Regions from separate parts of the Homo sapiens genome. Here region 1 is linked to region 2. Evidence: chromatin contacts called from ENCODE Hi-C or POLR2A ChIA-PET data. All regions are on one chromosome and are shown on one strand. The core of a region is the stretch at or near the end of the contact, and the rest is flanking DNA. Distances in the headings are between cores, read along the strand shown.

What was found. A loop is a pair of places that touch in the nucleus more often than their neighbours do. ChIA-PET counts read pairs that join two places held with the same protein, here RNA polymerase II (POLR2A).
Region 1: a loop to region 2 is called in a map of heart right ventricle, with 9 times the contacts of the local background. The contact joins two enhancer-like sites. A Hi-C loop is called at or near these places in 1 of 168 maps with a recorded cell type or tissue (heart right ventricle). POLR2A ChIA-PET finds 5 or more read pairs at or near these places in 1 of 52 experiments (activated CD4-positive, alpha-beta T cell).

The regions. Positions count from the first base shown.
Region 1 is chr17:29,215,621-29,222,238 of GRCh38, reverse strand. No RefSeq gene overlaps it. Among named protein-coding and RNA genes, the nearest start is that of CRYBA1, 28 kb to the left of the region's middle. RefSeq lists a silencer at 2,539-2,628 and enhancers at 6,113-6,162, 6,223-6,322. Within about 2 kb of position 2,683, at least 2 of the 41 ENCODE cell types and tissues checked have a DNase peak (open chromatin) inside an H3K27ac peak, as active enhancers do.
Region 2 is chr17:28,699,562-28,705,758 of GRCh38, reverse strand. SUPT6H (SPT6 homolog, histone chaperone and transcription elongation factor) reads right to left here. Exons shown (of 37, transcript NM_003170.5): 33 at 5,866-5,978; 34 at 5,509-5,586; 35 at 5,247-5,413; 36 at 4,631-4,818; 37 at 3,080-4,320. The coding sequence ends at 4,134. PROCA1 (protein interacting with cyclin A1) reads left to right here. Exons shown (of 5, transcript NM_001366301.1): 3 at 916-1,051; 4 at 1,324-1,452; 5 at 1,547-2,562. The coding sequence ends at 2,201. Among named protein-coding and RNA genes, the nearest start is that of PROCA1, 9.2 kb to the left of the region's middle. Within about 2 kb of position 3,243, at least 2 of the 41 ENCODE cell types and tissues checked have a DNase peak (open chromatin) inside an H3K27ac peak, as active enhancers do.

The sequences.
Region 1 (6,618 bases), core at 1,434-3,933, 520 kb before region 2:
ATTAAAATCTAACTTTTCATTGAAATCTATGAATCCATACTATAGAAAAGTGCACAAATCATAAGCAATCAGTCTGATTAGTTTTTATAAAGTCCAGACACTTTGTATAACTGCCACACAGATCATGATATAGAACATTATTGGCAATCCCCTCCCTGAAACCCCTTTAGCCCCCCTCTAATCACCACTCTGCACCTAAAGGCAATTAGTATTCCAGTTTCTAATGGCATTTCATTTCAACCATTTGGTACTTTATATAAATGAAATCATACGGTATGGACTCTTCAGTGTCTGGCTTCTTTTGTCATTATATTTGTGAAATTTACTCATGTTACTGCATGTAGTGTTCTAGTCTATGAAAATACCACAATTTAAAAATGTAGCTGGAGCCGGGCGTGGTGGCTCACGCCTGTAATCCCAGCACTTTGAGAGGCCGAGGCAGGCGGATCACTTGAATTCAGGAGTTCAAGACCAGCCTGGCCAACATGGTAAAATCCCGTGTCTACTAAAATATAAAAATTAGCTGGGCAGGGTGGTGTGCGCCTGTAATCCCACCTACTCAGAAGGCTGAGTCAGGAGAATTGCATGAACTTGGGAGGTGGAGGTTGCAGTAAGCCGAGACTGCCATTACACTGCAGCCTGAGCGACAAGAGTGAAACTCTGTCTCAAATAAAATAAAATAAAATAAAATAAAATAAAATAAAATAAAATAAAAATAAAATAAAAAATAAACATCTAGGCCGGGCGCCATATCTCATGCCTGTAATCCCGGCACTTTGGGAGGCCAAGGCGGACCGATTACTTGAGGTCAGGAGTTCAAGACCAGCCTGGCCAACATGGTGAAACTCCGTCTCTACTAAAATACAAAAGTTAGCCAGGCGTAGTGGCGGGCACCTGTAATCCCAGCTACTCAGGAGGCTGAGGCAGGACAATTGCTTGAACCCGGGAGGCGGAGGTTGCAGTGAGCCGAGATTTTGCCTTTGTACTCCAGCCTGGGAAACAAGAGCGAAACTTCATCTCAACAAAACAAACAAACAAACACACACAAAAACTTATTGTAGTGTTGATAGACACTTAGATATTTCCCCACTTGGAGGCTGTTATAAATAGTATTGCTATAAACATGCTTGTTTATGTTTTCTGGGTAACATATGTAAACATTTCTTTTGGGAATATACCTAAGAATAAATTGCTGGGCCATAAATATGTTCAGTTTTAGCAGACACTATCAAACAATTTTTCAAAGTTGTACTAGCTTGCAATCCCACCAACAGTGTGGAATAGTTTAGATGTCTATGCATCACATATTAGAGGATTCAAAACTGGAGGAAATCTTGTCTCTCAACTACAGTGGATCAAGAGTTTTTTCTTTTTTTTAGATGGGGTCTTGGTCTGTCACCCAGGCAGGAGTGGCTCACTGCTGCCTCCAACTACAGGGCTCAAGTGATCCTCCTGCGACAGCTTCCTGTATAGCTGGGACTACCGGTTCATGACACCATGTCTGGCTAATTTTTTTTTTATTTGGAGAGACAGGGGTCTCACTATGTTGTCTGGGCTAGTCTCCAACTCCTGGCCTCAAGTGATTCTCCCACCTTGGCTTCCCAAAGTGCTGGGATTACAGGAGTGAGCTACTGTGCCTGGCCTCAAGAATTATTCGTGTTCCTTTTTTTTTTTTTTTTGAGACGGAGTTTTGCTCTTGTTGCACAGGCTGGAGCGCAGTGGCGCGATCTCGGCTCACCGCAATGTCCACCTCCCGGGTTCAAGCGATTCTCCTGCCTCAGCCTCCCGAGTAGCTGGGATTGTAGGCGCGCACCACCACGCCCGGCTAATTTTTGTATTTTTAGTAGAGACAGGGTCTCGCCATGTTGGCCAGGCTGGTCTTGAACTCCCAACCTCAGTTGATCCACCCGCCTCGGCCTCCCAAAGTGCTGGGATTACAGGCGTGAGCCACCGCGCCCGGCCCATTTGTGTTCCTTTTTAAGGTGAATGAATTAAGGCTGGTGTTAGAACCCTGGTATATATAGTGTATACTTTATGGTATATAACTACAAAGTATTATATTTCAAAATACCTACAACTTTTTTGAACGTTTATCTTGTGCCAGGCACTAAGAGACCATTTCATCACACAAACCTTTGAGACAGGTGTTGTTATTATTCACATAGTTCAGGTGAAGCAGCTGCAGCTTAGAAAGATGAAATAACTGCTCCCGGGTCCCAGAGCCTGAAGTAACAGAGCTGGAACAGCCTGACTACAAAGCCTTGGAGCCCTGCAAATATACATGCTCCTGTGTTTCCTTCCCGAGGGTGGACTCAGCCTTTTTCAAAAAACTCTTTTTCAGCCTCCTAAAGACCTAAGATCAGAGCTATATGTTGCCAGATACGAATACTTAGACCAGGTGAAATTTGTCCAATTGCAGCTTGAAACTGATGCCTTTGTATCCACGGATGAAAATAGGTGAGCAGTCACCTTGAAAAATTCTGTCCCCAGAAGTCTTCTTTCTCTCCAATGTGCTGTGTATTACAATGGCTCAGTGCTGGCCCATAGTGGCACCTCAGTAATACTGGCTGAACGAAATTCTAGAAAAGTTCACAAATTTGTGCGGTTGACGGGACCCTGCTGGCTGTAGCGCCTAGCCTCTAATTTCTGACCACCAGGGGGCATACGTCCGTTTCCAGAGTACCCTTATTCCCAGCAGACTCCGGAAAGCGGGGTCCCTTGAGGACAGGGAGTCCCAAGGAAGGGAGGGATTGTGCCAGAAAACTCTGAATTGAGAAAAAAGGTACATTCGAACTGGGTTTTTTCAGAGAGTGGTCCGATAGCCACCAAACCATAATCACCTAGGGTGCATGGCTAAAATGCAAATTCCAGCTTGTTCACTTCAGGCCGAGAGAATCAGACTTTCTGAGGGTAGGGTATAGAAATCATATGTTAAGGCCTCCAGGCAATTCCCCCCCACGCTCATGGCTCTTTATTTGGACTACCTGTATTCAGTATTGTGTTAACTGTGTGACCTCAGGCAAGTCAATTAACCTAAGACTCAATATTGTCATATTAGGGGAACATAAAAACCTAACTCTCAGGTATGTTGTGAGTAATAAACGAATCAATCCATCTAGAGAGCTTAGAATGAAGCCCGGAAGGAAGCATATTAGCTCTTATACCTCTTAAGATATTATTATTATTATTATTATTATTATTATTATTATTATTATTTGGGACGGAGTCTTGCTCTGTCACCCAGGCTGGAGTGCAGTGGCACGATCTCGGCTCACTGCAAGCTCTGCCTCCCGGGTTCACGCCATTCTCCTGCCTCAGCCTCCCGAGTAGCTGGTACTACAGGCACCTGCCACCATGCCCGGCTAATTTTTTGTATTTTTAGTAGAGACGGGGTTTCACCATGTTAGCCAGGATGGTCTCGATCTCCTGACCTCATGATCTGCCCGCTTCGGCCTCCCAAAGTGCTGGGATTACAAGCGTGAGCCACCGCACCTGGCCTAATTTTTAATTTTTTTTGTAGAGATGGGGGTTCTTGTTATGCTGTCCAGGCTGGTCTTGAACCGCTGGGCTCAAATGATCCTCCTGCCTCAGCCTCCCAAAGTGTTGGGATTACAGGTGTAAGCCACCATGCGTGGCCAGCCTGGGCCTCAGTTTCTGCACATGTAAAATGAGGGAGTGGGACTAATTGGTCTGTGAGATCCCTTCCAGTGCTAATGTTTTATAAAAACTTCACAGGGGCCAGGTGCAGTGGCTCACACCTGTAATCCCCAGCACTTGTAGGAGGCAAAGTTGGGAAGATTGCTTGAGCTCAGGAGTTTGAGACCAACCTGGGCAACACAGCAAGATCCTGTCCCTACAAAAAATGTAAAAAATTAGGTGGGCATGGTGGCGGACATCTGTGGTTCCAGCTACGAGGGAGGCTAAGGCGGGAGGATCGCTTGAGCTTGGGAAGTCGAGGTTGCAGTGAGCCATGATTGCACCACTGCACTCCCACCTGGGCAACAGAGCAAGACCCTGTATCAGAAAACAAACAAATGGCTGAGCATGGTGGCTCATGCCTATAATCCCAGCACTTTTGGGAGGCTGAGGTGGGTGGCTCACTTGAGGTCAGGAGTTCGTGACCAGCCTGGCCAACAAGGTGAAACGCTGTCTCCACTAAAAATACAAAAATTAGCTAGGCGTGGTGGTGCATGCCTGTAATCCCAGCTACTTGGGAGGCTGAGGCACGAGAATTGCTCGAACCCGGGAGGTGGAGGTTGCGGTGAGCTGAGATCAAGCCACTGCACTCCAGGCTGGCCAACAAAGCAAGACTCTATCTTAAACAAACATGCCAACAAACAAAAAACCCAAAACTTCACAGGGTTTGAGGATCCTCCTGAACACACACACACACACAGACACACACACACACCACTTCCCTTCATCTATGTTCCTACAGCCCCTGTGTGGTTCATTCACCTCGAATTACATTGCTAACTCTCTTCCCTGCTTTTTTGAGGGTAGGGTCTGTGTGGTCTTCATCCCAGAGCCTGGCATGGTGCCTACCATATGGTTCCCGTGCAGTAAATATCATTTATACTGGAGAAAGTAGAAATGTAAAGTGTGACACAAAGGGGAGGAATGGGGATAATTTTTATTCCTAGTTGGTCTTTTGGGAAATAGTTGTTGGGAGTAGCTGGAGGGGCCTGGAGACCTAAGGAGGGCATTCTGGTGTATTGGGTGGACAGAGACCTTGGTGCAGGGAATGGGGAAAAAGAAGAGCAGTTTGGAGCAGAGGAGCTTACAGTGTGTTTCACCTCCCAGTTTCCTCCTGCAGTTGACCTGCTTTTTGGTGGTTGTTGTCGTTGTTGTTGTTGTTGTTGTTGTTGTTTGAGAGAAGTGGAAATGGGGTCAGGGCCCAGCCCAGTAGCCTGCAGAGGGTAGGCCTGCAAATATTTCAAATATTTAGCCATAGCATCTGAGAGCTAGAAGGAAACACAGAGGTTTGAGGCAGGCTTCTCATTTTTACAACTAAGTAGAAAAGTACAAGCCAGAAGGCAGTGTCCCTTGCCCATCAAGATGACACATCAGGTAGTAGTGGCGAAGGGAATGTGGGTCTGTCAACTTCCAACCCAGGGCCCTGCCCTGCACCCCGCTTCCTCCAACACTTTGTCTGGACAATGAATGACTTGCATGGGAATGTTTCAGAAAGCGTGGTCATGTCTTCACTAGTCTTTTGTTCCATCCAACCGTCTAGCTGCCTCCTGCATGAGTCCACCTGGATGGCCCCCCAGGCATTTGAAATACAGATAGGCAAAACTGAGCTTGTTACCTTCTCCTGAGTCTTCTGCTCCCCCCTTGTTTCTGCTGTCAGCAAAGAGTGCCACCATTTGTTATTGCATCGTCCAGATTAGAAATCTGGGTGCGCTCCTTGACTCCTACTTCTCCCTCGCCCCCCAATCACTCCCAATGCCTGTCAATCCCACCTCCTGCTCTCTCCATTTCATCCCCGTCTCCAGTACTGAGGCTCCAGTTCAGGGTCTCCTCACATCCAGGCAGGCTCCTCATCAGTCTCATTACACTCAGACTCTAGTCCCCAGCAGCTCAAAGTGTCACCTGCAGGCTGTTTGTAAAATACAAACCTGGTCAAATGTCGATTGAAGTCCTGTGCTTGGTGCTAAATGAATGATGATGAACAAGACAGATGGGGTCCAAGGGTTGACCAGGGGAAGGGTGATATGGACAAGTATATTCTAATTATAATATACCACAGTGAGGGTTGTGGCAGGGGAAGTGCGGAGTGAGATGTGAACCTCGGGGAAGGACAGCTCCTGAAACTGGTGTGTGGTATGAGTTCATGTGAGTAGATGAATACTCCTAACCTAGTGAGATTTCAACATTTACGTCTCTCCTTGTGTCTTGTGGGCCGCGTGCACTGTCATTGAGAGTATGTGTGTATGCATGTGCTTGTCTGTGCATATGTGTGTTTCTGTTGGGATTGCATTTGGCCGTGAGTGACAGACAACCAAGGGAGTGGTGGCTTTAACAAAATGGAAGTTTATTTTTCTCTGACTTAAGGTCCAGACCCAAGTGGTCCAGGATTGCTGTGGTGTCTTGTGTGTGTGTGTTTCTTTTTTTGAGACAGGGTCTTGCTCTGTCACCCAGGCTGGAGTGCAGTGGCATAATCACAGCTCACTGCAGCCTCCAACTCCTGGACTCAAGCCACCCTCCTGGCCTCAGCCCGTGAGAACCTGCGACTACAGGTTTGCGTCACCACACATGACTAATTTTTCTTATTTTTGGCAGAGATGGGGTCTTGCCCTGTTGCGCAGGCTGGTCTTGACTTCCTGGCCTCAAGTGGTCCTCCCACCTTGACCTTCCAAAGTGCTAGGACTACAAGCATGAGCAACTGCACCCAGCAGGTTGCAAATTCTTTGACACTTCTCTCATTGAGCAGTTGGTCAGTGAGAGACTCAGCCTCACTGAGCTATAAATAAAAGGTTCAATTACTATAGGAGAAAAAGAATCTCATATTAGGGGAAGGTTAGTAGTCTATGTCACAGCGTGTGTGTGTGTGTGTGTGTGTGTGTGTGTGTGTGTGTGTGTGTAAAGTTTCTAAGTGTTCTCTGTCCCTTCTCC
Region 2 (6,197 bases), core at 1,994-4,493:
CCTTTGAGATAGAGGCCTGAGGGGACAGCCGGGCCTTAGGCAGTGTCAGAGGTGAGGCAGTGGTGGTAGACCGGGGAAACTCCTGTCTTCAGGACTGGCATTGAGCTGAGCAGCAGAGGTGGGGGCCTTTCTCCAGGGCTTTTCCCTAACCCCAAATTCTCACCCCAGCAGCTTCTTCCTGTGCCCTGGGAAAGGGGATGTGGTCTCTGTGCTGCCTAAAAGGGTGCTTAGGCTGGGGGTGGGTCATTCGAAAGCCTGGGGCTCTAGGGACTGGGGAGAGTGTGGGAAGGTGCTGAGTGAAGAGCAGGGAAAGGATCAAGAAGGGGGCATGGGAAGGGAGGGGAGTGAGAAAGGTGTCAGGCAGGAGAAAAAAAGGGGCTTGAAGGAGAAGGGAGGAGGGGGAAGTGGGGAGGGAAGGACGAGTCAGAAGCTAAGGAGCATGATGCAGGCCTTAGCTCCTGGCCAGGCTGTGAGAGATCAGCGTGGGCCAGGGCAGGTGTAGGAACTGAGGATGCTGCGGCTCTGCTGCTCCTGGGGCTGTGGGGTGCCATAGCAGGAGGGCCTTCTCCTACCAGGCGCCTTGTGGAGCAGGGCTGCCACTCATTGTCAGCACCTGGTTGAGGGGCAGGCAGGAGCTGGTGGAGGCCTCCCACTGGAGGGAGAGGACAGAAGTAACAGGGAATCACAGGACTGCAGGGGGCTTGATAAGGGTCTCCTGTGTATCAGACATGGAACCAGACACTTTGCTGGGACATGGGGTTACTCTGCGGCCAAGTTACTACTACTGAAGCAGAAACACTTCTTGGGGTGGACAGCTGGTGGTGGCAGGTGAATTTGGTGAGGTTTTAGCTTGAGCTGTGGGAAGACCCAGAGGTCTGCGGCTGCTACTGATGACCCAGACTCCTGCCCCCTCAGGTGACTGCAAGGAGCCTGACAAGTGCTGCTGGAGACACAAGCAGTGCACTGGGCACATCATCTACCCTTTCGCCTCTGACTGTGTCCGCCACAGCCTGCACCTACACTCTGTCAACCACTGCAACTGTAATTCTAGGTGAGGGCCCGCCCCCTTGGGGGACCCATGGCAGAGCCAGGTCCGAACTTTCATTGTGGTCTCCCCTTCAACCTTTGGTTTGCCTCTTCAGCTTTGAATTGGTGCTGCCAGCCCAGTCCCAGCTCTGCACACCTTGCTCTGCTCTAAGAGAAATGGGGAGGAGGTCTGTTGGCCTGAGGCAGGCCCAGCGGAAGCCCACTGTCCCTCAGGCTTCTGGCTCTGGGTCCCTGGGGGAGTGATGGGAGCCAGGCTGAGAGTCCCATGTGTGGCAGGCTGAAGGACTCTTCAGAGGATAGCAGCAGCTCCCGGGGCGCGGGCCCAACCTGCTCCCATGTCATCGAGTCCCCTTGCTTTGAGCTCACACCGGAGGAGGAGCATGTGGAGCGATTCCGGTATGGCTGGTGAGTGAGCCCCGGTGGGCTGATGGGGAAGGGGCCTCTACAGGGCACTGCCCCCCACTCTCTGTCAAACTTCCCCCGTTGTCCCTTCTCCCAGGTGCAAAAGCTACAGACCTGTCTCTGTGGCAGTGATCCACCATCCACTCTACCATGAGTGTGGGGCAGATGATCTAAATGAAGAAGAGGAAGAGGAGGAGGAGGAAAGCAAGCCCCCCATCCCGACACAGGTGGGGCCCGCCACCGCCTCCCCTGACCTAGGCACCAGCATGGCCACTGGTACCCCTGACTCCACAGCGCCCATCACCATCTGGCGCTCTGAGAGCCCCACAGGGAAGGGTCAGGGCAGCAAGGTGATCAAGAAGGTAAAGAAGAAAAAGGAAAAAGAGAAAGACAAGGAGGAGATGGATGAGAAGGCAAAGCTGAAGAAAAAAGCCAAGAAAGGCCAGTTGACTAAGAAGAAAAGCCCGGTTAAATTGGAGCCTTCCCCGCCAGACGTGAGCCGATCATTAAGCGCAAGACAGCTGGCCAGGATGTCCGAGTCCAGCCCAGAAAGCCGGGAAGAGCTGGAGAGCGAGGACAGTTACAATGGCCGGGGGCAGGGAGAACTGTCCAGCGAGGATATTGTGGAATCATCATCGCCCAGGAAGAGAGAGAACACAGTCCAGGCCAAAAAGACAGGGGCAAAGCCCTCACAAGCCAGGAAGGTAAACAAGAGAAAATCTCCCCCAGGATCAAACCCCAACCTCAGTTGAGGCCAGGGTGGTCAGGGTGCAGAATAAATGCCATCGAGCCTGTGGCTGGCCCTCTGCTGCTGTTCTCTCCCTCCAACCTGGCTGTTTCTTGCGGGGCAAGGGGTGGGCTCAGGGCTGCAGGGGTTTCTCAAAGGCAATCCAGCTTTCACAAAGGAAGCCCATGGGAAGGCAGGTGGGAGGGAAAGGAAGGGGCACAGCCCTATTTCTTCCTACCTGCTAGGACAAGGTGGAAGAGTGTATCTGGGGTGGGAAGGAGGGCTTCCCCTCTCTGCTGCGAGAGACTGGTCTGTGTGAAATCCACTTCTGGGACAGGCAGTACTGTCTGCAGCGATACCCCCAATAAACGGAACTTTTTAACCCACTCTGTGCCACTGTGCCTGGCCTTTCCCTCCTCTAAGTGGCTCTGCAGAAGGTGCTCGTGGTACTACCAGAGACTGACCTTCCCAGCTGGTGGTCTAGCTCCTCCCTTGTAGCCCTTTTGTGCTGAAGGGAGCTGACTTGAGTTCCTGGCAGAGCTGGCCCCTTCCCCCAGATCTTGATGAAGAAAAACAAGGGGAGGGAGTGTGCCACGTCTGGGCAGCAGTGGCCTTTTCTGACTTCTCTGCTGAGCCCCAAGCAAAGGAAAGGGAGCCAGAGGCCCCACTCTCCCAGCATTGACTCACAGAGCTGTGAGACGAAGCCCTTGTGCAGAAACAGGGATGGCAGGAGTTCAGAACAAAAAATGCAGTGGGGCAGGGACAAAGGGCCAGGGCCAGTGTGTTGGAGGGGAGCAGGTGAGCAGGGCCCCATCCTGGGGCAGGAACACCTTACTGCTGAGAGCTTGCAAGAGACCAAGGCCCAGCTGGGAAAAGGGAAGAGATGAACGGCAGAGGCTCAAGTTGAGAAATCCAGATTTACTTGTGGCCTTTCTCCAGGGTGCCAGAGAAGACCAGCAGGCATGGGCGGATGGGGCAGCTGTGCTGTGGGTGAGTGAGTGGGTGTAATAATACCGGGTAACATTTGCGACGTACCAGGCGTTGGGCCAAGGAGCTTGCACACGCTGCCTTGGTCCTCACAGCAGCTGATGAGGCAGGTATCACTATCTCCATGTTACAGGTAAGAAAGCCAGCTGAAAGGCAGCAGGAACTGGCACAGGGTCACCCGGCTGGGAAGTAGAGCAGGGATGTGCCCCAGGCAGTCTGATGTAGAAGCTGCCTCTAGTCTATGAATCTTTGCCTCTGATGGATCAGAAGAGGGAGTCAGGGGAGTCCTTGGAGCTCCAAACACTGCTTTGAAAGCCACCCCTCAAAGAGCTGGAGAGTTGGAGAGAGAGGCTTTGGCAAGAGCTCAATAGAAACACTGTTTATTCAAATGACAGGCAGGAAGCGGTGGCAGCAGCAGGGGGGAAAGGGCAGCCAGGCAGGGGCTGGGCAGTGCTTCCCTGTGTCCCCTGCAATCCTGCTTGGACAGCCACCCGGCTGTTGGCATCAGGGTCAGAAATACTTTCCCTCCTCTCCCTCCTGCCCCAAACTGAATAAATAGCATCCCTCTCCCCACGAGAGCTAGGGGAGACTCATGTGCTGAGTTTGGTGCCCCAGTCACAGCCCAGAGTCCGGTGAGGGCAGAAGTTCAAAATGGCTTGTAGGGAGTAGAATACAAAACTGTTCTACTCATTCTCACCTTCCTCTTCCTCCTCCCTGCCACACTCCCCTCCCAGCCTGGTCCCAGGACAGGTGGTCGGTGAGGGTCTGGAGCGGGAGAATTGTTGCCTAGCATACACTGAGCTCAAGTTCACAAGGCCATCCAGCCTGTCACCCATCCGGGTTGACCACCAAAGAGAACGTCTCACTTCACGCCACTTTATGGACATAAAAGGAGGGGCAGGGAGGGAGGCAGTGGGCAGCCAGGCCTTTCCCAGCCTCAGAGGTAACCAGAGTCCGAGGAGCAGGCCCCCTACCGATCCATCTCGTCCAGGAGTGGGGTGGCATCGCCAGCAATGGACATGGGGGTGCTTTCGATCATGGGGCTGGGGGAGGGCCGAGGTGTCAGCCGCTGCTTCTGTTTCCGCCGTTCTGCCTCCTTTTCCTGCAGCCACTGCTCCGCCATTTTTCCCCAGTCGATGGCTGCATGGCTGTTGGACCTGGGAGGGGAAGAAAAGTTGAGATTGGGACTTTGCTAGAAGGAAGTCTTCCCACCAATCACTGTACCCTTGCAGAAAGGAACCTCATACCTATGGGCAGCAGCCCCTCTACTGGGATAAGGCAGATACAGCAGCAGCTGGCTGCCATACTGCCCTCTTCCGTCTTCACCCAGAAACTAGTGTTCCTGGCATATCATGTGGTCAGGGCCCTCAGAGGATCCAGAGCACCTGCCTCTGCTAAGCCTTTCGGCCTCTTGACAACACCTGCCCCTACCACTGACCTGCACTGTGCCACCATCCAGATACTTACTTTGGCTGCTGCTGCCGTTGCCGGGAGCTGGAAGAGGGCTGGGGCTGGGCCTGGGCCGACTGTGGGGTGGTGCTGGCCTGGAGCTGGTGGTACTGAGGGGTGGTGATGGGCTGGCTTGGGGTCGTGTAGGAGTAGCTAGGGGTCATTAGTGGTGTGGCCACTGGCTGCTGGGCTGGCGTTGGGAATACCTGGAGAGGCATGAACAGTTAAATAGGGATGGGTGTGGGGCTTGTTTGGCCTTGCTGTGAATTCTGGGTAAGCGCAAGGGTGGGCTCAGCAAAGCTTTCCAGATGATCTTCCACTGAGTATGTGCTTCTGACCAGCAGTGGGAAGCCTGCAGGTCAGCACCGAGCACACAGTGGTGCCCACTGGTCCTGACCATGTCAACTTTCTGGTGGCTTGCGGGTTCCAAAGATCCCAAAGGCCCGTGGAAAGGTTATGCCCTCTCTTACCCTCTTCCCCTTCAAATGGGCCTAAGGACAAGAAATATCTGTTGGAGACAGTTACCAAGGCCGTGGCAGCCCCATCTGTGCATGTGAAGCCCCTTGTGGGCAATGCGAGAGGGCAGTCTATGGGCCCCACCCTGCACAGGGAGCTTCCTCCCCAAGCCACATACGTGGTAAGCACTGCTGCCGCCTCCACTGCCGCCATAGCCGTACTGGCTGGAGGCCCACTGGGCTGGGGTGGCATTAGGGTTCTGTCCTTGGCCTGTCACCGCAGCAATGGCACTGAACATCTGTGAAGTCATGTTCTGAGGCAGGGCATTCACAGCCCGTGTCAGATCTGTAAGCACACAGAGGTGGGGAGGGGCATGTTAGAGGTGAAAGTCCCTTTAGCTCCATCCTTCCCACCTCCAGTCCCAGGCTCAAGCTCCTCACCTGCAAGGTTGATGTTGGCTGGGGTAGCATTGATAGAGGCAGGTGTCCGGGTCCTGCTGCTGCTGCTAGGGGTGATGCCTGCAGGAAGTGATTATTTAGTTACATCCCTCCAGAAACCTATTTTTGGTTTCCCAATTCAGGGGGTGGAAGGGGCACTGAAGTAGGTAGAGGGAGGAAGGGAAGCTGCATAGGCACAGTGGATGGAGAACCTTCCTGGTGCTGGGAGGCTGCAGGAGGAGTAAGACAGCTGCAGTGACAGCCTACTCCTCACCTGGTCCCCTAGGCTGGGACTACTCTGAGTCAGGTCCTAGGTGTTCCTCCAGCCACGTCCCTGAAGTCAGGAAGAGCAGAACTCACCTGGTACAGGATCCTGGTAGTGATCCTTAAACCATCTAAACAGTCCATTCACGGTTGGGAAGATCTGGCCCCGGTACCGGAATCCCTCTGGAGTCACCGTTACATATTCTATCCTAGGATTTTAGAAGGAAACATGCATCAGAAACCACTTGGGACCCACCACAAGAGCGACCAGAACAGATGCCCACCATGTGAAGTAGCCATTCTGGGTGCTAGGGGAAAGGAGAGATGACACAGCCAGTCCCCAGGCCTGTGAAGGGAGGTGAGCAGCACATGGCAGAACATATTGAAGACCAAGGAGTCAGTGGCCCTCTGTGTGCTGCATACGGACT